Regions from separate parts of the Homo sapiens genome. Here regions 1, 2, 3 and 5 are each linked to region 4. A link is a contact called in ENCODE Hi-C or POLR2A ChIA-PET data. All regions are on one chromosome and are shown on one strand. Each heading gives the region's core, a stretch centred on a gene start or an enhancer-like site at or near the end of the contact. The rest is flanking DNA. Distances are from core to core; before and after follow the strand shown.

Evidence for each region. Hi-C counts contacts between places; a loop is a spot of excess contacts on that map. ChIA-PET counts read pairs that join two places held with the same protein, here RNA polymerase II (POLR2A). Pooled maps may share reads with other maps.
Region 1: a loop to region 4 is called in a map of tibial artery, with 7 times the contacts of the local background. The contact joins two enhancer-like sites. A Hi-C loop is called at or near these places in 48 of 168 maps with a recorded cell type or tissue (A673, Calu3, GM12878 and 26 more), 31 of 37 single-sample maps with no recorded cell type and 40 of 50 pooled maps. POLR2A ChIA-PET finds 5 or more read pairs at or near these places in 1 of 52 experiments (MCF 10A).
Region 2: a loop to region 4 is called in a pooled map, with 2.4 times the contacts of the local background. The contact joins two enhancer-like sites. A Hi-C loop is called at or near these places in 1 of 168 maps with a recorded cell type or tissue (IMR-90), 2 of 37 single-sample maps with no recorded cell type and 3 of 50 pooled maps.
Region 3: a map of cardiac septum shows a loop between it and region 4 (2.5-fold over the local background). The contact joins two enhancer-like sites. A Hi-C loop is called at or near these places in 1 of 168 maps with a recorded cell type or tissue (cardiac septum) and 1 of 50 pooled maps. POLR2A ChIA-PET finds 5 or more read pairs at or near these places in 1 of 52 experiments (Caco-2).
Region 5: a map of endothelial cell of umbilical vein shows a loop between it and region 4 (3-fold over the local background). The contact joins two enhancer-like sites. A Hi-C loop is called at or near these places in 1 of 168 maps with a recorded cell type or tissue (endothelial cell of umbilical vein), 1 of 37 single-sample maps with no recorded cell type and 2 of 50 pooled maps.

The regions. Positions count from the first base shown.
Region 1 is chr3:29,757,725-29,761,701 of GRCh38, forward strand. All of the region lies in intron 5 of RBMS3 (RNA binding motif single stranded interacting protein 3), which reads left to right. Among named protein-coding and RNA genes, the nearest start is that of RBMS3-AS2, 120 kb to the left of the region's middle. Within about 2 kb of position 1,832, at least 12 of the 41 ENCODE cell types and tissues checked have a DNase peak (open chromatin) inside an H3K27ac peak, as active enhancers do; they include ascending aorta, endothelial cell of umbilical vein, gastrocnemius medialis and 4 more, where a contact is called at or near this core.
Region 2 is chr3:29,484,694-29,489,100 of GRCh38, forward strand. It overlaps RBMS3 (RNA binding motif single stranded interacting protein 3), which reads left to right. Exons shown (of 15, transcript NM_001003793.3): 3 at 3,748-3,806. Among named protein-coding and RNA genes, the nearest start is that of RBMS3-AS2, 160 kb to the right of the region's middle. Within about 2 kb of position 1,578, at least 2 of the 41 ENCODE cell types and tissues checked have a DNase peak (open chromatin) inside an H3K27ac peak, as active enhancers do.
Region 3 is chr3:29,710,137-29,714,305 of GRCh38, forward strand. The region is part of intron 4 of RBMS3 (RNA binding motif single stranded interacting protein 3); the gene reads left to right. Among named protein-coding and RNA genes, the nearest start is that of RBMS3-AS2, 69 kb to the left of the region's middle. Within about 2 kb of position 1,382, at least 2 of the 41 ENCODE cell types and tissues checked have a DNase peak (open chromatin) inside an H3K27ac peak, as active enhancers do.
Region 4 is chr3:28,914,906-28,919,247 of GRCh38, forward strand. No RefSeq gene overlaps it. Among named protein-coding and RNA genes, the nearest start is that of LINC00693, 340 kb to the left of the region's middle. Within about 2 kb of position 1,891, at least 19 of the 41 ENCODE cell types and tissues checked have a DNase peak (open chromatin) inside an H3K27ac peak, as active enhancers do; they include ascending aorta, endothelial cell of umbilical vein, gastrocnemius medialis and 4 more, where a contact is called at or near this core.
Region 5 is chr3:29,438,238-29,442,581 of GRCh38, forward strand. The region is part of intron 2 of RBMS3 (RNA binding motif single stranded interacting protein 3); the gene reads left to right. Among named protein-coding and RNA genes, the nearest start is that of RBMS3, 160 kb to the left of the region's middle. Within about 2 kb of position 2,443, at least 7 of the 41 ENCODE cell types and tissues checked have a DNase peak (open chromatin) inside an H3K27ac peak, as active enhancers do.

The sequences.
Region 1 (3,977 bases), core at 582-3,081, 840 kb after region 4:
AATATAGATTTTCTATATATTGCACACCCAGTTTCCCCCATTAACAACACCTTAAATTACCATGGCACATTTGTCAAAATTAAGAAACTGACATTGGTATATTACTATTAACTAAACTCCAGACTCTATTTGGATTTTGCCAACTTTTTTATTAACATTTTCTTTCTGTTCCAGGATCCAATCCAGTTACTATATTGTGTTTAGCTGTCCTGTCTCATCAGCCTGCTCTGATCTGCGATAATTTCTTAGACTTTGTTTGTTGGAGTAGTACTGGCCAGGTATTCTGAATGTCTCTAGATCTGAGTTTGTCAGCTGTTTTTCTCATGATAAGACCCCTAGTTTTCATGGGTTTTGGGAGAGAATACCACAGAGGTGAAACACCCTTGACATCTCATATCAGGTTATATTCCATTTTTGAAAACAACTTCTTGAAGTAATAGTGGCTGGGTAGAGTGGAGCTAGCAGGACCCATCCTACTCTTGAACAGATTGAAGTACATCAGTCAGTAGAGAAAATCAGGAGGGATGACATGAGGCCAGCAATGGAGCTGCATCTCTTGCAAATAAATAGTCTCAATTCAAAGTCATGAGACAACAGTTCTATTCCAGGCTCATCCACTAACTAGTTTTTAGGGAAGCCAATCACAGTCTTCTAGTGTTACTTTCTTCATCTGTACAATATAGAAGTTGATATCTGAGTCTTGAAATTATGTGACTCTCAAACTCTGGAATGTGTTTTCATTAGTCAAATATTGTCATCCACAGTTTCATTTCCTAAGAGGAATGTGTTGTAATGCTGAGCAAGATACCCTCAAAATTTCTGGTTTCTACAAAAGGGCATGTAAGGGAGGCCTCTCTGCTTCACTGTTTGGTACTTAAGACACTTGTATCCTAAGAATGTCAGGTGCCTGGCAGGAAGAAAACAAATTGCAAAAACTGAGAAGAAAATTCATCGCATTCATTCATCTTTGTTTCTGGAACTCACTATTTTATTCCTTCCGTTACAATGGATTAAGAAGGAAATGACATAATTTGTTTTTGAAATGTCAGAAGCAGTGCAGAGTTTAGTACTTTAAAAAATAGTTTAATGTTGACCCTGTGCATACGTAAATCTTACCAGAAATGAGGATGACTGGCTTACAACGTTAGATACTCTAAGTTGCCAATAATTTGTACAGAGCCTGTGATTGCAAAACCACAAACATTTCACAATACTGGAAACCTCTAATTAACCATAATAAATGACAGGATGGGTTTGTTTTAAATACATGGTTAATAATGCTTACTGCTTTAAGACCATAAACTGTGTGATTCTCTATGGAGGTGACAGAGGTAGGCTGCAAATGGTTTTGCAAAGTACGTTTCTACCTCTGCATGTTAAGTCTGACCCAGAACATTCTACTAATATTGGATCAGCCTCTCATCTGACGTAATTTGCCTGTGGGAATTGTATCGGCTGTTAAACTAGCTCCTCTTAGTAGCTGTTTGAAAAAAAAAAGGAAGAAGAAGCACAATTCTGTGGTGTGTTTCAAATAACTGAAGCCAGTGTCCTAGGTACTGAGACAAGAAAGAATGTCAAACAGGACCTTTAATGTGTATTTATATTTAAACATCAGACCTAACAGAAAACCCTGAAGCTTTATACAATGATTAGAGCCTTGTAAGATCCTAATTAATGTATTGTCAGGTGAATGGTTGGCCTGGCACTCAAGCTGTTCTGAGGGACGCAAGGGGTTTCAGGTACCGCCTAGGAAGAATAGATGCAGTTGTAGTGATTCAGTGGCCCATCTGAAAGGGACATATAAAGGCAGCTGTGTCTGGTGTGCTGTCTTTTCAGACTCACTTGATAATGCTAGTGTCAGTTTCAACTGAAGCGTGTGCCAGATTCCAGACAGCTTGAGCTGGCATTTCAGAGAGGTTAATTGTGAAACTTGAGAAGAAAATGGGCACATTCTTCCTAAGATGGCTATTCAAATATAGTCTCTTTCCTCCCCCCCCAGAGCTTTCTGGGTCTCAGTCTCACTTTTGTTCTGCTTCCACGTAAAATGCATGAGGAACACTGAGCCTTTTCCCCTTGGCAGCTCCTATATTGCCATCTTTGCTGGGACTGCTTTGCCTTGTTAAAATGTGCCCCGTGTATTAAAATGGAATTGTCACTGCTGGGTGGTGCAGCGTAACATGGTTTGACACTAAGCGCCGGCAGCTACAGAAAACAGACTTTTATTGCATTTATTCTTTCAGAGACGGGAGTCTCTAAAGGCTCACAGCAGACATTCACTTAGTTAAATCTGAATGAACCCAAAGTGAACAATCTACTCTGCTGTCTTTGTGTTCATAGAAACAGCCCCCATCCAGCTTGATATGGCTGTAAAACAGTGTTAAGAAAAGATGATCACACTTAGAATGCAGAAGGGAGGACTTGAGGCTTTCAAACAGAACAAAAATATTTTAAGTGGGTGGAGTGGGTTAGCCACTTGATTTTCTTTTTTAGCTTCCTCTCTATTCCCTAAAATGTATTATGTAGAATAAACACACACACACACACATACACACACACACCCCTACACACACACACACACCCCTAGTATTAGTCTTCATTTATAATTCCATGCCATTTTAAGACAAAGGATTTGATTTGTAGGACTCTTGCAAGCAAGCTTTAGATTCTTAACTGCCTTTTATCCAGATGAGTACCCAGAGAGAGATTGAACAGGGAGGGGGCTCTGAGGCATAAACTTTGCATTTTGTAGCTCTCCTGGAATAAAAATTCCATAAAGTAACATCTGTAGTAATTAAGGGCTTACATTTCCTCTCCCATTCATGTCTCTGCTAGGAGAGAAGGTTATTTTCCCAAAGAGACAATAGTGGATCCTGTGGGAAGAGAGAAAGAACAGAGTTAGAATTCTTTTCTTCCTGGAAATGGAAATTTTCTACTTAAAAAAAAAAAAAGATAAAAAAATTGAAAGACTTACAGTAAAAGGTTCCACTGGAAAGGAAACTTGAAAGAGTTAGGAAAATTGTACTTAGCTGTTCCTAAATATTTAGAATGAGGAAAGATTCCGCTTGCCTTTCTTATCCAAACATCTTCTGATATAGGGGAACTTGTGAGTGAGTAGTAAACAAAATGCTGTTTTTGTTTTTATTTTTATCTATTAAAATTGCATAAAGAGTTTTCTTTTTATTTGGACATCAAATTGATTCATTCTGAAGACTTTTTTTTTCAAAATAATACTTATGTGGATCCATTGGGTCACCTGATGATATACATACTGAGCGTTAATGTTAAGTTAGTTTCCTACACTCTCTTGTCATAGCAGGATCAGCTACTTAAATTAGGGTGAAATATGACAATGTAGATCCCTTTGTTAAAACACTGTTAAGAAGTTCAAGGTGGCAACAGCAGAACTTTAAACCAAGTGCAGGGTTGTTCTAAGTGTGGGGCTGTGTGTGAAGACATAGGCCTCATTCCTGTAAATTTAGCCCTGCTTGGCGGTAGAGATTTGTCATATCCATCGATACAGAAAGATGCACTCTCATCACATGCTTCATAAGAATGTACATCTGAAAACAAAACTTTGTCAGAGAATAATTATAGCTCAAAACTGGAACTCGTTCCTGATATTATCTTCAAACTTGTTAAACAAGTGATACAGATGCCCTGACTTCCTCTCTCAGTTAATTTTTAAGAATTTCCCGGGCAAACCTTCCACTGAGCCACATGCTTGCTCTCTCTACCACATTGTAATAAGGACGCACGCCCTCCAAGCTGCCCAGCTCAGCCCCCTGCCCTAATTACTTCGCCAAAAGCCTCTCCTAGATTCCGTGCCTCTTCTCAGCATTTCTCTCACTTCTGGGATTCCTCTCACATTTGAATTCTTATAGCTGTAATAAATATGTATAACTTACTTGACATTTGTTAGCATATTTTTTTTGTATCTTGTTTCCTTTGCCATGTAATATGGTCCTATAATATGGCCA
Region 2 (4,407 bases), core at 328-2,827, 570 kb after region 4:
TGATGTATTCCATCAGAGAGATAGCCCTACAACATTCCAACTGGGTCCCTAAAGCTACAGATATGCTCCATTACCATCCTCAAATGCCAAAGAATGAATGAGCCATCTAGAAGTAGGCAAACAACCACATTTGCTAAAAGGCTAATGTTTCATCCATTAAATAAATGTGATACCTTTTTCTAGTCTGGTATCAATATAGAAGGCATGTGAAAAATGAGTTAGCTGAGAGTTAATTGACTGCGGAGACTCTATTTTCAGTCTCTGCCTGTATTTTTTGAATTAATATACACAGTGGGTGATTCAGCAAAAGGGTTTAAAAATAAATTCTTTATTGAAGGATCCCACCAATTTGATGTCTTCATAATTCATGAAGAGTAGACCCATAATAACTCTATTTTCTCTTCAGCTTTGAAAATAAAAGATGCCATTAGTTTAAATTAGGCTTGTATGTGGAATAATCAAGTGTATCAACAAATATAGTTTGACTCAGATGCTGTTTAAGAATAAATGCCAGAAAAGAACTGGCTATTTCTCTTAAAAAATTAAATATGAAAATTGTATTGACAAGCTAGGGTGAAAGTGTTTTAAAAAGTTGATAGACAATATATACATTTATAAAATTATGAAAACTCAAAAATGTAATAAGCAAATAGTTACTGTAGACTAGCTACTCTTTTAAAGCATACTCTTTAGAATATAAAGAAAATAGAATATAAGAAATATCATTAGAGACCTGGCTGTATTTGAATATAAAGAAAATGTCATTAGAGACCTGGCTATATTTGTAGAATACATGAGCACTCAGGATAGTTGGTGAATATGTAGGTATGGGGTTGCCAAAAAGCATCTTTGCAATGCTGTATTAGGGAGTTCCTACTTTGGCTAGAGAAGGCCCACATAGAAAGAACTATAGTGTAAAATATATTTACTTCATTTATTTATTTCCCTTGAAAAGTTCAAACCCCCAAGGAAGTAGACTGTGGATAGTATTTTATCTCCTCTAGCTGTAAGAAATGAAAGGATAGATAAGTGAATTGGATTTGTCTGAAAGCTTCTGGAGTCAGGAGGCACATGGGACTTGTGCTCAGGTGTCTATTTCCAGGCATTATTCAGCAATTTGGTCACATAATTTTCTCTAATATTAGATTTCTGCTTCCAATGGTGGGTGGCATAGTTGAAGAAAGAACTTTATGAAGACATAAGGTCTTGATCTAAACCCTAAGAAGGGAAAGAGTAAGTAAATGAGGTTATATACCTGAAGGCATACTTTTTTACTTCAGAAATTTTTATTTTCCTTCGGAGTGTATAAAATCATGTACTTTTAATCTGCAGAGTAGTTTTCATTCTAATCTACTAGTATACTTTGATAAAAGCATAATTTCATAGGTATATTACATTCGTGGGTCTCGTGTTTATGGTGGTTACGTCTTTAAAAAAAATCTAAACCTTATTTATCTACATCAGTTGTTGACTTTGCAGATCACAGAGAATACAGAGCCAGTCATGCAGAAAGTACCTGTTTGTCATCCTGAGAGTTCAGACATGAACTGTAACCAGTGGCCCATTAAGTACCTTCTCTTGTTGTTTAAAGCATATCCTAGCTTTGCAAATTAATTGTTAATGCAGAATGTTGTAACGGAGCCATGGAATGAAATTCCTGTTACTCCAGTCATAGTAGATGTTGCGTCAAGTACTCTGAGTTGTGTTCCATTGTTTTGTGATTCTGTGCTGTCGGAAAGTCTGGCCTAGAGAGTGTTTAGAAATAAGGAAATCAAGAAATAGTATGGTTTGCTTTTTTGGACTCTGTGTGTGATTTTCCATTGATAGTAATATTGTAATAATTTCTGAGAAATAAAATTCTTTTTCTTTGTTTATAAAAAAGTTACTTGTCAAAATACTCACAAATGCTTTCCATAAGAAAACATTTAACATTTTTTGCTGTAAAAGTGATTACATATACTACATTTAATGCAGTAGAGGACATTCTTGTAATATTGATACAGTAGGACAATATGCATGCCATTGACTATTGTTAACAGTCCAGTTGTGAGATGAAATCCACTATGAAACACAGTAATGTTTAATTTCATATTTAAGACAGAGCTAAATTTCAGTTTAGAAGGTTCTTATATAAAAATTTCAGGAACACCTTTATAAACCAATTAAGAAGGATTTTTGTCTTAAGGGTTTATGTGCCTGGTGTAAGATAGTTATACCTGATCTAATTTTTCTTTCTTTTTCTGATTTTTACTTCTCACATATTGTATTAATGGTGCTTGGTGTGGAAAAAAAAGATGCAGTGACATTTTCTTCTCTTATCCCTTATTTTCTACTCTAAGATACATATAATTTTGCAAATATTTATTTACCTTAATAGCTCAAACCTAGCTAACATTACAGCTAGTTAATGGGTATGATTGTAGGTACGATGAATCATTGTCTAGTAAAGAGACTGTTCAAATATGATTTTATTTTACTGGTTATTTTCCCAACAGAGAGACTCTTGGGGTGAAATAGAGCTCCAAAAAGAGTGTTTTGGGGGAGATGGGAAAGGGAGGATTGGGAGTTTTTAAAGGGAATAATCTCGTGTGGTAATAGGCATGAGGTAATAGTCATTTTGATAATATGAAACAAACAAAAAAGCTTCGAACAGGTGAGTATCTGTACAACTAGGTAGAGTGAGAACATAATGAAATCCCTAACATTTAAAACTAACGATGTAAACTGTAAATGTAATTATCTTTTAGCAAATAACTTTACATGTCAATTTTCTCAGTGGAATTTTTTGACAGTCTAAGTAGTAATGTTTGAAGCTTTGGGGACAGAATCTTTACCCCCTTCCACTTCTCATCATTCTCAGAGAATGCCGAGGGCTGGAGACATTTTTATATAGCTGATAGCAGGGAGAGCATCATTGGAAGAAGAGCTAACATTAATAATACTTACTCTGTGTCGGCCACTGTCCTCAGCACGTTAGGTAAACCCCATTTTACCTTCACAAAAAGCCTATAAAGAAGACAATATTATCCTCATCTTATATACTTACAAAAATATTTATATCATTACAAATAATTCAAATCATTATTTAAATAAATGTATTTATATTATTATAGATGATCAAATGATGCAAAAAGCACATATTACTTACTTAGCCAACCAAATATACCCAGGCTAAATTAGGATTTGAACCATGATAGTTTGGTGTCTCCGTATATTCTTTTAACTACTATATTACATTGCTCCTGGAGCCTAATATAGTGGATTCCCAAAGACATAAATGTTGATTGAACTAGGAGATTTGACATATTTAGCTTCTCATTTTTGCAGATGAAGAAACTGTGTCTTAGTGAAGTTGGGTTAAACTCTGCAGTGTTACAACACAAGGTGAGAGTCAGAGCTGGATGCAAACCCTGTTCAGTCTAGCACCAAGGTCCATGCTTTCTTCCATGAATCCACAGAGTGCGATTTACTGTGATCACAATCACATGTGATCCTCTTTTGGCTGCCTGTGACAGCCTGACAAGTTTATTTTTGAAGCTCAACCCATTGCTTACATAGGGAAGAACATTCCTAAGTTATAAAGAAGAACTGGTGAAAGGACATCATCCAGGTGTGAAATGGGAATCCAGAGCTTGTTTTCTTGGTTTATGCATGCTCAGTTGTGTGTGCCCCGATGTTCATTAGAGTGTTTTAAGTGTCTTCAATGGGTTACAATAACATGGGTTTTTTTCTCTCTCTCTCTTTCAGGTATGGAAAAATTGTATCTACAAAGGCAATTCTTGACAAAAACACAAATCAGTGCAAAGGTATGTGTAAGGGCATCCGTACCCTGAAATCTTGCCTATGCTATCTGATTAATGGTTCTTCCATTGTGGAGGTCCAGGTACCAGCTGCACAATGATCACAATGCATAGTATGGAAAACCTCTTTAATGATGCCAATGTTTTGATAAGTTGTATTTCTAGTAACATTGCTCATTCATTTTTTTCATTAACAAACAAAATGAAAATCACAAATCAGAACAAGTATCAAATTGCTTCAGCATAAAACTAAATTACCTCCTAACAACTTTGGGGTGTCTGATGTGAATGATATCATCAGTGATGCAAATTGATTTCCTATATAAAAATGAGGAACTCTGGGGAAAACTTCCCCATGCAAAACACATTTTAATTTCTCTGTTCTTTAAAGCTTTAGCAACATTGGTTGACTATGAATAAATTTACTGATGGGCCTATTGTATTAAGCTTCAGCTATAAGCATCTCAGGGATTTCAGAGTTGGTATCTTATTAAGACAGGCTTTTGGTTTTCCTGGAAATACTTCTGAAGTCATTGGACTATATCTGTGGCTCATGTTTCTTCATGTCTGGGAGTCCTATATTCTTTTAAAATTTGCATTAGATTAA
Region 3 (4,169 bases), core at 132-2,631, 790 kb after region 4:
TTTCCATTTTAAAAGTTCACCTCTCTATTATTGGAAGTTTTTTTGATTTGCCTTTTTGGATTTGTGAATAGAAAGAACCAGGCCTTATTAATGCATATTTTTATCTTTTTCTTTGATGGGTGATAGTCATTAAGAATGCTAAATTTAAATATTCTCCTTCTCCTCTATGTCAATAGTAAATAATAATATATCAGTAATAATCACAGCTAAACTTCATTGCATATATTCTCTGCTCAGGCACTATACTAGCACTACTACATACATTTTCTCTGTGTTTCTCCAGAAGCCTTATAAGGAAGTTCTCAGTAAACCTGTGAGAGCTAAGGCTTGAAAATTTAAGTAATTTACCAAAGGTCACACAGCTACACAGTCGCAGGCACAGCATTCGGGGTCAGGCAGCCTGACTGGCACTATACTCTTTCCAATATACTGAACGTTTATGGGTGACAGCTCTGAGTCCTCAAAAGGAATAGAATCAGCTTCAAGTGAAAACATAGTGTGTTAGTTCAGAGACTGAAAACCATAATCCGTCTCATTTCAGTGAATTCCCTTCATCCAGTTTAACTGTCAGGCCATGCATTACACCACGTGTTTTTAAACCTCTGAGATTCAGTTTAAATCATTACCATTTTCTTTAGAGGCTTTCAGAGTTATCAGGCTGCTCTTTGCATATCTTTTTATTACTTGTCACTGATTTAATGCTATACATTATGGAAATGCTTTAATTTCTGAAATTTTCAGTATAAATAATTGCTTATACAGCCATTACTATACATGCCAAGAGACATTAGTTCATCATAAAATATTTGAGCACCTACTATGTGTCAGGCACTGTTCCACGCATTAAATATACAATACAGTAGCTCCCCCCTTATTTGCACAGGATATGTTCCAAGCCCCCCAGTGGATGCCTGAAATCACAGATAGTACTTAGCCCTATGTATCCTATGTGTTTTCCTATACATACATAGCTGTGATAAAGTTTAATTTATAAATTAGGCACAATAAGAGATTAACTAATAATAAAAGAGGACAATTGTAACAATAGACTATATTAAAAGTTGTCATTGTGATCCCTCTCTCAAAAGGTCTTATTGTACTGTACCTTAGGTAACTGAAACTGTGCAAAGTGAAATCACAGATAAGAGGAGACTAGCGTAGTAAAGGAAATGGACATTGTGTCCACTTTCATGTTGTTCCTTAGACTGTTCCTGGAAATGATTTTCTCCATATTCGTTGGCTCTCTCAGCTGTTCTGAACAAATTTGGGAAGAGAGTTTCTATGGTTTGACTCTGTGGACTTGGCCTGAGTATGAATAACTGGGTCATGTTCTTGACCTCCAAGAAACTTGGAGCACAGCCTAAGAGATTGCCTGATGGATACAGTCATGAAATTTAGAACTTGAAGGGACATTAGAGACCACCTAATCCGACCATTTTAAACAGATGCAGAAACTTCAGAGCCAAGCAGGGTCAGACTACTAACCCAGGATCTCAGAATGAGCTTGTGGCAAAAGCCAGGCCAGAATCCAATTTTCTCCTTCAAGGGTCACTTTCTTCCCATGGCTCCATACACATGCTCTAATCTTTGGCACACCCTGGTCTTAACCTAGTAAATACTTTGGATAGGGTTATAATGAGGATTAGCTATTGCCTTTTGTGGTTGAGCAAACATCTGGGTCAATGCTAGTAACTGAAGAAAAGGAAAATAATAAAGCAAACCAACTACATTATTTACCAATATGAAAGTGAATGCTAGCATAACCATTAAAGGTTAAAAATTCAATGGATGACAACTGCTCATGTATCTTTGGATAGCTCATAAATAACAGAGACACTGTGCTTTTAAGTGATCACTTTGCTGCTCCTTTTTCTTCTTTATGTGATTAATTATGGTAGGAGAGCATTTTCCCCTCGAATAAAGCCTACAGCTTAAAGAATCAGACATTTCTCCCTAAGTTTGTTCTTTTGCCTCATTATATAAGAGAAAAAGGTTTTCTCTGTTTTTCCAAAATGAGATTTATAATCATCCCTAGCTGTGGTGGATGATTTTAGATCTCACCTTGACTGGGTTAAGGGATACTCAGATAGCTAGTAAAATATTATTTCTGGTTATATCTGTGAGGGTGTTTCTGGGAAAGATTTGTATTTGGTTTTTATTTTTGTTAATTTTTATTTATTATTATTATTATTTTGAGACAGGGTCTCACTCTGTCACCCAAGCTGGAGTGCAATGATGCAATCTTGGCTCACTGCAACCTCTGCTTCCCAGGCTCAAGTGATCCTCCTACGTCAGCCTCCCAAGTAGCTCGGGCTACGAATGCATGCTACCATGCCCTGATAATGTTTATAGTTTTTGTAGAGACAGAGTTTCACCATGTTGTCCAGGCTGGTCTCAAACTCCTAGGCTCAAACAATCTGCCCACCTCGGACTCCCAAAGTGCTGAGATTACAGGCAGAAGCCACTATGCCCTGCAGAGATAACATCTAAATCAGTAGACTGAGTAAAGAAGATCTGCCCTCACCAATGTGGACAGGCTTTATATAACCTGCTGGAAGACCATATAGAACAAAAAGGTGGAGAAAGGGTAAATTGGCTCCCTTCTGAAGCTGGAATATCCATCTTCTCATGTCCTTGGACATCAGAACTTCAGGTTCAAACTTCAGACTCTGAGACTGACACCAGGCACCCACTAGGTTCTCAGGCCTTTGGACTAGAAATGAAATACATCTCCAGTTTCCCACATTCTCCACCTTGCAGACAGCATATCCTGCACTTCTTTGTTTCCATAATTATGTGAGTCAGTTCCTATAATAAATCCCATTTCTTTTTCAGAGATAGAAAGAGAGAGATATCTCTTATTGGTTCTGGTTCTCAGGAGAACCTTAATATATTTTCCCTGTGAGGATGTGATTTTGGTAATATTAATTCTTCAAGACCTTCTTAGTGATTGATTATTGTGGCTAGTATCTATTATATTATATTATATATAATATACCACAGATTACATATTCCTTGTAGTATCAAACTTTAGAAAAGTGTTCAATTGCATGAAATTTCTCTTCATTTCCCCCCCATTAATGATCACTTCCATACTTTCGTAGAATATTTTCACCCTCTCTTTGTTCAGTGTTTGCCCTCTGTTCCCATATAAGGATGATTAAAACCCTTAAGCTGCTTCTCACTGAAAAGAAAGATAAGACATAATGTGCCCTTCTCTTAAACTACCTGGCATACCATTCCCAGAGTCAAAGAGAAAAGTCTGTAATGGAAACCTACAGGTAGCCTAGTACCTGGAGAAAATTATTTCTTCCTGGTTCTGTGAGTATGCCACTCACCTGGCTGGCTACATCCTGTGCTGGCTCCATTCTAGAAAAAGACTGGTCATTTCTATACCAGAAGAAAAGCAATAATATATTTATACATGCACTGATTTAGTTTTTGGCCAGGAAACTTCTCTAGTCCTGCCTCTCCACATTCTCTTCAAACATTCTAGCAACAAATATGAGTAAGAAAATGTTTTATACTTTAATGCATTCTCATATACAGTGTCTCTGCTTCCTCCAAGCATATATACTGTCCTGAGAGCAGTGGAACCATTCTATGGTGAAAAACTTTGCTAAAAATCTGTTATTGGGCCAGGTGCTGTAGCTCACATCAGTAATCCCAGCACTTTGGGAGGCCGAAGTGGGTAGATCACTTAAGTTTAGGAGTTCAAGACCAGCCTGGGCAACATGGTGAAACCCCATCTCTACAAGAAATACAAAACTTAGCCAGGCATGGTGGTGCGTGCCTGTAGTCCCAGCTACTCTGGAGGCTGAGGTGGAAGGATTGCTTAAATTCGGGAAGCAAAGGTTGCAGTGAGCCAAGATTGTACCACTGTACTCCAGCCTGGGCAACAGAGGGCGACTCTGTCTCAAAAAAACAAAAGAAAAGAAAAGAAAACAAAAAACTATTTTTAACAAATATTTATTGAGCACCCACTATAAGCCAGGATCTCTTCTAGGGGCTGGGGCCATATCAATGAACAAAGCAGGCAATAATCTAGGACCAATGAGCAGTGGTGTACATATGAAGGAATGGTTAAATTCTGAACAGTTCTGAAGGTAGAATTGAAAGATTTAATGAGTACTTTAATTTGAATTATTTCACAATTTATTTGAATATGA
Region 4 (4,342 bases), core at 641-3,140:
TATAAGATGTCTGGGTGAAGATAGTAAACAAAACTATTTAGGGAAGTCTAAATGTATTTGGCTTGCTATTCTTTGACAAATCTTAGCTGAAATTGACATTAACCATGACATATATATGTTATCATGCTCTATCTCTATTTATGATTGTTGCTTTGCACTGCTGTCATTCTTCAGAAGTTTCTTTCTTTTGACTTTCCTTAGAATTAGCTTTAGCGATGAATGAAACTTCAAATTTGTACAGTTTAATATGCTTTTAAATAACTAGAGTAAGACTTTTATATTCTCATTTTAGGTATTATGCAGACTGTAAATGCAAATTTTTACAGCCTAGGTGTGTAGGCAATGGGCAAGTTTACAATCTGCATTAATACTATAATTTCAGCTACATTTATTAACACCTACCCTTTGTGGGACAGACTTATGATCACTTCATGTGCTTTATCTCATTTAATCTTTACAAAAATCCTCTCATATAGATAACACTCTCATGTTATCAAAGCTTTAGAGAATTTAAGTTATTTATCCATAGTGATTCAGAGCAAAAGCTTTATAGCACTGTACCTCATATTACTAGAGAGTAGAAAGATTTATTTTGAATATACAAGAATCTGCCATTCCATTCCACTTTTTCCCTTTTCCAACCCAGAATCAGATACCTTGAAAATTCCCTTTTATACTTTTCTTTTTTCCCCTACCAGCTACACATAAAAAACAAAACAAAACAAAAAAGGAAAACAAAAAATAAATTTCTGTAATCATTTCTTCTACCCATCCTATTAACAAGTTTTAGTCCTAAACATTTAGGACTGCTTCCAAAAGTTAAGTGGTTTTTTTTTTTTTTAATGTTCTACTTAGTTGAGGCTAAACTGTGCCATGTCCCAAACCATCATCCTTACAGTGTTCTTAAAATGTCTCCAAGTCTCACTTAAAACAATCAATCAACTGGGACCATTCATTGGAGTCCACAGTGGGTAGATCCCTGACCTAGTTCCCATGGAGAGTAACCAAAGAAAAGGAAGACTGCCAGCTCACTGAAACACAAAGAGACATAAGAACACATTCAGAGGGATACATGGAGCAGGGATGAATTAATCGAACGTTAGGGGGTCAACCAGCTTATCTGTTGTATTTCTATAGGACATTGACTACCATAGCTGAGTGTATTATTAAAACTTTTTCAATGCAAATATTATAAAAGGCATTCTGCAGTGAGAGCAGATTCCCTGACTTTGTATTCATCCTGTCCATGCAGGATTAGTCATTGATTTCAGCAACAAGGAGCACATACAGTATCTTTACCTGCTGCTGATTGCCTCACTTTCGTTCACCGCACAGACCATAGGAGGCAGCGACGTCACATAGTGGGATATGTTAATCCAACCAAGTCTCTAAATACACAGCCAAGCTTATTGAGACAGAGCTGTGACGTTCCTGGAACAATTTTTTAATCCTGTTTTGTTTATATGAGTGAATTTGCTTTCCTCGTGGATAAATCCTTTGAGAGCAACTCTCATTGGATGCCCTATTGGAAAGGGGCCAGCTTTGGTATCTAAATCCTTAGTTCTTTATTAGTTTGGGAACCATAAAAAATACTTTAGACAATGAAAACTTCTCTCTTTTTCCTCTCCATCTCTCTCCCTGCTTTTCTCCTTCAAGTATATGCACAATCATACTATTCCTCAATTAAAATGGAGTTTGGCGTAAATAAATAACTTCTAAAATCATAGAATGGGAAAAGTCCTCTCTATCCTAGAATTCTAGGGAGAATAATTATAAAAAAAATACTTTAGTACATGAGTACTCTGAATTTCAACTGAAATGTCTTTAGCTAGAAGTCCCATGCATGTTCAGAGAGACGATTATCTGCTTGGATATAGGGCTTGGCAGAAATCACTTTTCAGTTCAGACATGGGATGGCGACAGAGTCTCATTAGGCTAATTTTATTTACAGGGCAGCCTGGTTTCCTGTGCTGTGAGCTGGGTGCTTATTCAGCTGCCTTGGCTTCGGTGGGCTTGCCGCACAGCGTATTTTTGTTTCCGAACTATTTTGGCCCTGGAAGGATGTCTGGCCTCGTTTCACTTTCGGAACTCTGATGAAAGCCACAGAAGTTTCCAGGGAGCCTGAGCAGGCTACTTGTGGGGCCCTTCCTCCTACAGCGTAAATGGCTACTGGAGGGTGACTTATGATCTGGGAAGAGCCCCTGTATCTGGAGACTTTCACCTTTGCAGAGGAAAGAAATTCTCGCTATAGGTGGCATTGACCTCCCTGTTCTGCATCTTCAAGGCAGGACTTAAATCCCGGAGGGCCTTCGATCTGCTACTTTACTTATTAGTATGGGTAGATGTGGGGTCTTATTATACCCTCCTCTGCCAACGCAGGATACTGCGTGTTAGTACTTATTACAGAGGGTGTGAGAAAAACGGAACAAGAATCTCAATTTGACTTTGAGGGTGCTATTATTGTTTTTGCTCCACGTGTTCATTCAAATACTAATATACTCACACATTAACAGGGTACCTACACACATATTCTCTCATGTATGCATCACAACACATGGCTGAAGGAGGGAGAGATGGTGATGATATATGCCTATTTTAAAGAAGGCTCAGAGGGGCCAAGTAATTTATGCAGGTCACACAGCTCAGAGTGCTAGAGCTGGAGTTTAAACAGAAGTCTGACAAATGATCATTGATTACCTTTTTTGTGACTCAGAGAAATGGTCTTAGCCAAAATTAATATGTTTGTTATGTTAATCTTCAGAAATTATTAGTCACAATAAACATTGTTCACATTTTGAAAACAATTATAGAATCGCATTTGCTCAGATCACAAGATGATACTGATAATTGCCGAGAAATCAAATCATAACTAAATTTAAGTTTACATGTTAACAAGGAAAATTAAACATCCTTTCAAAATGTTTGCAGCAGATAAAGTTATATTTTATGTTAGGTGTAGCTGCATTGAATATGCTGTAAATGAAAGGGATTGAGTTCTGCTAACATAAAAGTCGGGGGGCTTACAAGCGTTGGTTGGTTCTGAAAGCTGATGCATTTTCACTTTAGGACTGTGCAAATGTACTTATTTATGCATATATAGCCATGAAGTGTAACCAGGGCTAGTCCCAAACTAACTCAGACCATCAGCTCCCTTTACCAAGCCCATGCTATCTCTGAGTGTATTAAGGGCTTTGCTTATGTTATGTTGTAATTACTCATCACTAACAAATAGCTTGTAAGGTACCATTTGCCTGATGAAGACATGCAGAACCAGAAAGTAAGACATTATTTTAGAAACAGAGAAATGACTTGGAGCGTAGGCCTAACTCAAAAGCCCATGCTTGTCACCTAAATCTCCCAGAGATAGAGCCCCAGGCATTTAGCAAGATCTCTTGCTCCTAAAAGCTGCCTCCATGTGCCTTCCAACCCTAGAGCTTCTTAAGTATTGCAATTACCGGGAAGTAAGGGAGATCAGAACCTTCTACTCTCATTCCACATTCCTAAAGTTGACAAACTCAGATTGCAATTGAAATGTATTTGAAATGTCAGATGTTTAAATTTGTTTTAGTGCAAGTTTGATGAAATAAGAACTTTAAACAATTATATATATCTTTCAGGACAGAAAATAGAAAAGAAAAAGAAAGTATTTGCTTCAGTGGCTTGCTAAAGGCTTCTCTTATCTTGAAAGACCTGGGTAATTGCCTCAATTTTCCACTTCTCTTTTCATGTCCAGATAGGGCCTCATTTTTTTTGAGAGTTTTTTCTACCAACTGGTTCCACTATATTTGAAGTTTTCAATTGTCTCAAGTAGAATGTAATAAGGTCTTTTTCTTAGGTACCTCTTGTAAAAGTATTTTAGAAGATTATTAGAATATGTATACTTGAGTTGGCAGTGTTAGCAAATATTCACATCCCTTCAATGGCAGTAGCTTTGTGGGATGATAGAAATTGTGCAGTAAGTTGGGACTATAATCAGCCATTAACATTAAACATCAGGTATAAATGTCATTCTTCTGTTTCACCTCCACCTCTAAAAAAAAAAAAAATTACGTTGCATTTTGAACTAAATCCTTCCCAACTGTGAGTTTAAAATGTTAATGATCTAAAATTTTCTTAGATACTCAAAATGAAGTTTTTATTTTTCTAGATTTTTAAGGTTGAAAAATCAAAACAAGATATTTTAGAATCAATTTCTTCAGCAGCTGAAATTGTTTTTTGTAACATTTTGCTCAAAAACAATTTCCGTAGTAGAATCATCAACCAGAAAATCAGGACCGATATGGAAAATGCTATAGCCAGATGGGGACTACAGTTGGGTAGCAAAGTGTTTGGAATATAAAGA
Region 5 (4,344 bases), core at 1,193-3,692, 520 kb after region 4:
TTTCTATGAAATTATAAGCACTTTTAGAGTTAATATTCCTTATAGGAAATGCAATATTTGCTAATATCCATTGTAATAAAATAATAGAAAACAGATACACAAAACAGCATATTGTCTTTTTTTAAAAAGGCATAGACATATTGGATTTTCTGGTATTAGTATATTATATCCATGTTAATGCTAATGAACGGTAAGAAAATTGTATTAAAGAAAAAGAAATTGCATTATTTCTAAATATATAATCTGAGAGCAAATTCTTATTGAGGAATTCTATTCACATTCATCATCAAAACTTCTATGTTCAGATCACAAGTAAAATCAAAGAAAAGAAGATAAGACTGAAGAACAATAAATATAAAGAATGATTTTACTCTATGGAAAAATCTAGTTGTACCTATGTTTTGGATGAATACATTATACTGTGCGTAGCGTAGAAAATAGTATAGTTAAAAACCTTGTAATGTCTTTTTCTTGAGACACCTTAAGGAACTTTATTTTGTTCTCAATCAAGAAATATTTACAGATTATATCCTGCATGCCTGTGGTGAGGAGTCAGTGGTGAGTAAATTTAGATAAAGGAGAAATATTATATTCTACTAGGGAAAATGGGCATCAATTAAATATATGATCTGATAAAAAATTGCAACTGTAAGTGCAAAAGAGAGAGGAGCATGATACTAACAGATTTTTTAGCACAAGATTAGACCTAGTTAGGGCGATTAGCAAAGGTATCTCTGAGGAAGTGACAATTGAGCTAAGATTAGAAGGATAAATAGATTTAACTAATCTAGAAAAAAGTGGAAGAGCAGCCAGGTAAAGGAAACATTGTGTGCAGAGCCAAGGGCTGGAGGGGGCATGCCAAGGACAAAGGGCTAAGAAAAAGCCACGTGACTATAGCAGAGAGAAAGAGGTAAAGTGTGGGGCAAAATGAGCTAGAAAACACGAAAGGACAAGATGATTCCTTTGGAGATGATGTTAGAAGCTTGATTTATCTTAAGAACAATGGAGGAAATCATTGAATTGTCATAAACAGGAAGTTCGCATAGCTATATTTTTGTTTCAAATAGGTAACTCCAGCTGCAGAGTACGGAGAAGTGATCCTCTGAGATCAAGGAACAATTAGAGTAGGAATAGTTGAAAAGCTGAAAGAAGAATGCTTTTTGTTCAGAGAAGAGGGTGTGAGAAGTAATATTAGTGGTGGTAGAAAAATTATGTGTGGTGAAAGATTTTGTCATATGCATTCTTTTTTCCGTTAAAAAGCAGGGACATGGGAACAATTAACCAAATGAACTTCAAAAGAAACAGCAAAGTAGCACAGAATAGAACCCAAATGAGTTGATTTTTAGTTAATCTCTTTTTATTTATTTATTTATTTTTATTATTATTATACTTTAAGTTTTAGGGTACATGTGCACAATGTGCAGGTTAGTTACACATGCATACATGTGCCATGCTGGTGTGCTGCACCCATTAACTCGTCATTTAGCATTAGGTATATCTCCTAATGCTATCCCTCCCCCCTTTTTCTTACCCAGTCTTGAACGGGTCATCAATATACTGTTAAACAATTAAATGGCTGTAATATTAAAAGCACTAAAGGCAATGTAATAAAAACTAGGAATCCAACTGATTATACAGATTTACTCATGGATGGATGATCAGTTGAAGACTACTGACAGAACACTTGGATCATATATATCCTTTATGCTTATCTCAGGAAGACCAGACGGAAGTCGGAGAAGATAGATTTGGTTTAAGAAAGAGAGAGAGAGCATTGTAACTTTTTTGAGCCAGATAAAATATTTGTAGTGTAATGATTTTTTACATATAAGTTATATTTTGTCCTTCCAAGAAATTGGTAACTTCTATTTTATGATTCTGAATATGCCCTGGAAACACATTTAAATTGTTCCTAAAAAATAAAATCAAACGTGCATCATAATGGGTAGCATTTACAATGGAAAAAAATCATTATTGTATTTATATTTTCCACATCTACAACATATTTTATCTAACCATTTTGTGGCTTATAAATTTGATTTAATACAATGTTCTCAGGAAGCCCCAGCCAATTGCCCCCACTTTCCTGTGATTGACTGCTATGGAGTTAATTAAAATATTGTGAAGGAACAGAGTGCATTGTTTTTCTATTATAAAGTAAACATGCCGCTGCTAAGGCCACTTGAAACAGAATGCAGGAAAATAGAGGGAAACTCTTGGGTAGGTACATACATATTTCCAGTCCTTACCAGAAGAGCAGGAAAGTCAACTGCCCTGCCCCCACACTTTTCTCCGTAAATGTTTTCTTTGCTCAAGTCATGACACCCTAGCATTTCCCCCTTTAAAATGAAACTCTGAATGTCACTTTAACATTTAAAAAGAGAGGGGAAACACCCACAATGAAAAGCCAGAGGAACGAAATAGAAGTGTTTGCGCTGGAGAGCCGAAGGGTCTGCCCAAGCTAATCTCCCGGACTTTTACACAACCCTGTTGGATGTCTCATTATAGTGCGTGCTGAACGCTGAATAGTAAGAGCCAGACTCAAGTGCCATCCAGGCTCCGAGCGCAGAGTCCATTATACATGGTGTCAGACAGTTTTGACAAATGCACCGACACAATCAAACCTTTTATCAGTTTAAAAGTAACCTTGTCACAATAATCTGTCAGACTGTTCAGATACAACTAAAGGAAAACAAGTCATCATGCACTCCAGGGTAAACAAGTAAATAAGAAAAATGTGACTGGAAATTTTTAGAGTTCTTTCTTACTGTGTCATTGAAGATTTAAAAGTTTCCTCTAATAAGACCCTAGGAAATTTATTAGTAGCTGTCTTCTGCAAGTCAGACTCAAATTACGCAGCTGCTTTTGAGATGTCATAAATCTATGTGGTGGCAGGTGTGAGCAGGAAGTGAATACTGGAATCTTTAAACCCTGCCTTTGTGTATTTTAAATGAGAGAGTGCTTTAAAGACCCAAAACACGATGTTGGAATTCCTTGATTCAGCAGAGATTTGACAATGGGTTACGTATATTCATTCAGATTTGGGCAAAATTATGTTTGCCAAGCATCTGCTGTAAACTAGACATAGTATTTGATTAGTACTAAATAATTGTCATTAATAATAGGTTGTTATATTTATATATTTACATTAACACAGTTATTGTATATTACATGCCTCATACTCTACTAAGTTTTTAAATTATTTAATGTTCAAAACTTCCCTATGAAGTGGGAATAATACTTTCTTTAAACTGATACTCAAAAGGGTTAAGAAACTTGTTCAAATTTATGCAGCCACCATAGCCACCAGGATTCAAAATCTGGATCTGACTTCAAAGCCGATATTCGTAATCACTGAAACATTCATATAATGAGAATAAGGGTGGCATAAATCATAGGTTCTCAGTTCCATGACTACTCGTGAGAATCCCTTAGGGACCTTCAGAAAATAGGTTTGGACCTCAAGTGTTCTGATTTAACCAGTATGGGTCAACCTGGATTTTGGGATTTTTTAAAGCCTGCTCAGATAATTCTAGTATGTAGCAAAGATTGAGAACTTTTAGACTTAATGATGCTCACACAAATCGGAAAACATAATTTAATCCCCTGTTTTAGCTCTCTTACTCTGACTTTCATAGGCTCTAGCAATTTCATGGGACCTACCACTGTGCTTTCAATTATCCAGAAGTATTAAAAATGAATATTATTGTGAAAATTTGGGGATGAATTTGATTTTCTGATAACAAACTGACATTTTAGATTAGGCACATGGATAATAAAGCCCTGGAATATGCCTCTAGAAGTGTTTTCAAGGATGTCCTTGGAAGAATCTTACTTTCCTGCTTTATATAATTTCCAAAAGTCAAACATTTATTCAACATTCTACTTTTTAATAATGTTTGCATTTAATTGATGATTAAGCAAGAAACTCTTCCTATTTTGACTCATATGATTAAATTTCTATATATACTTACATTTTTTTGCCGACTATAGTTTAGTGAACAAAAGTCCAGTGAGTCTTAAAAAATAATTTACATCTCCTAGTGTTTTGGGGGCATCCTAGAAATTATTGTCCCACTGATTCATTGATCACTCATTTATTATTGTTTTTATTACTTTGAAGAATTTTCTGCTGAATGTTTACATATCTCATGATCAATTTAAAAATATACTTAAATTCCTGATAGCCGATGATATTTTTCCATATCTATCTTTGGAACAGAGAAGAGAAAAATAAAAATAAAAAAATCATTGAGAGGACCAATTGACTTAGTTTACGATCTTGATGGTAGCACAAAAAAGATGGAGATGTAAAAAGATGTGATCAACTCTTTCTGGATGTGC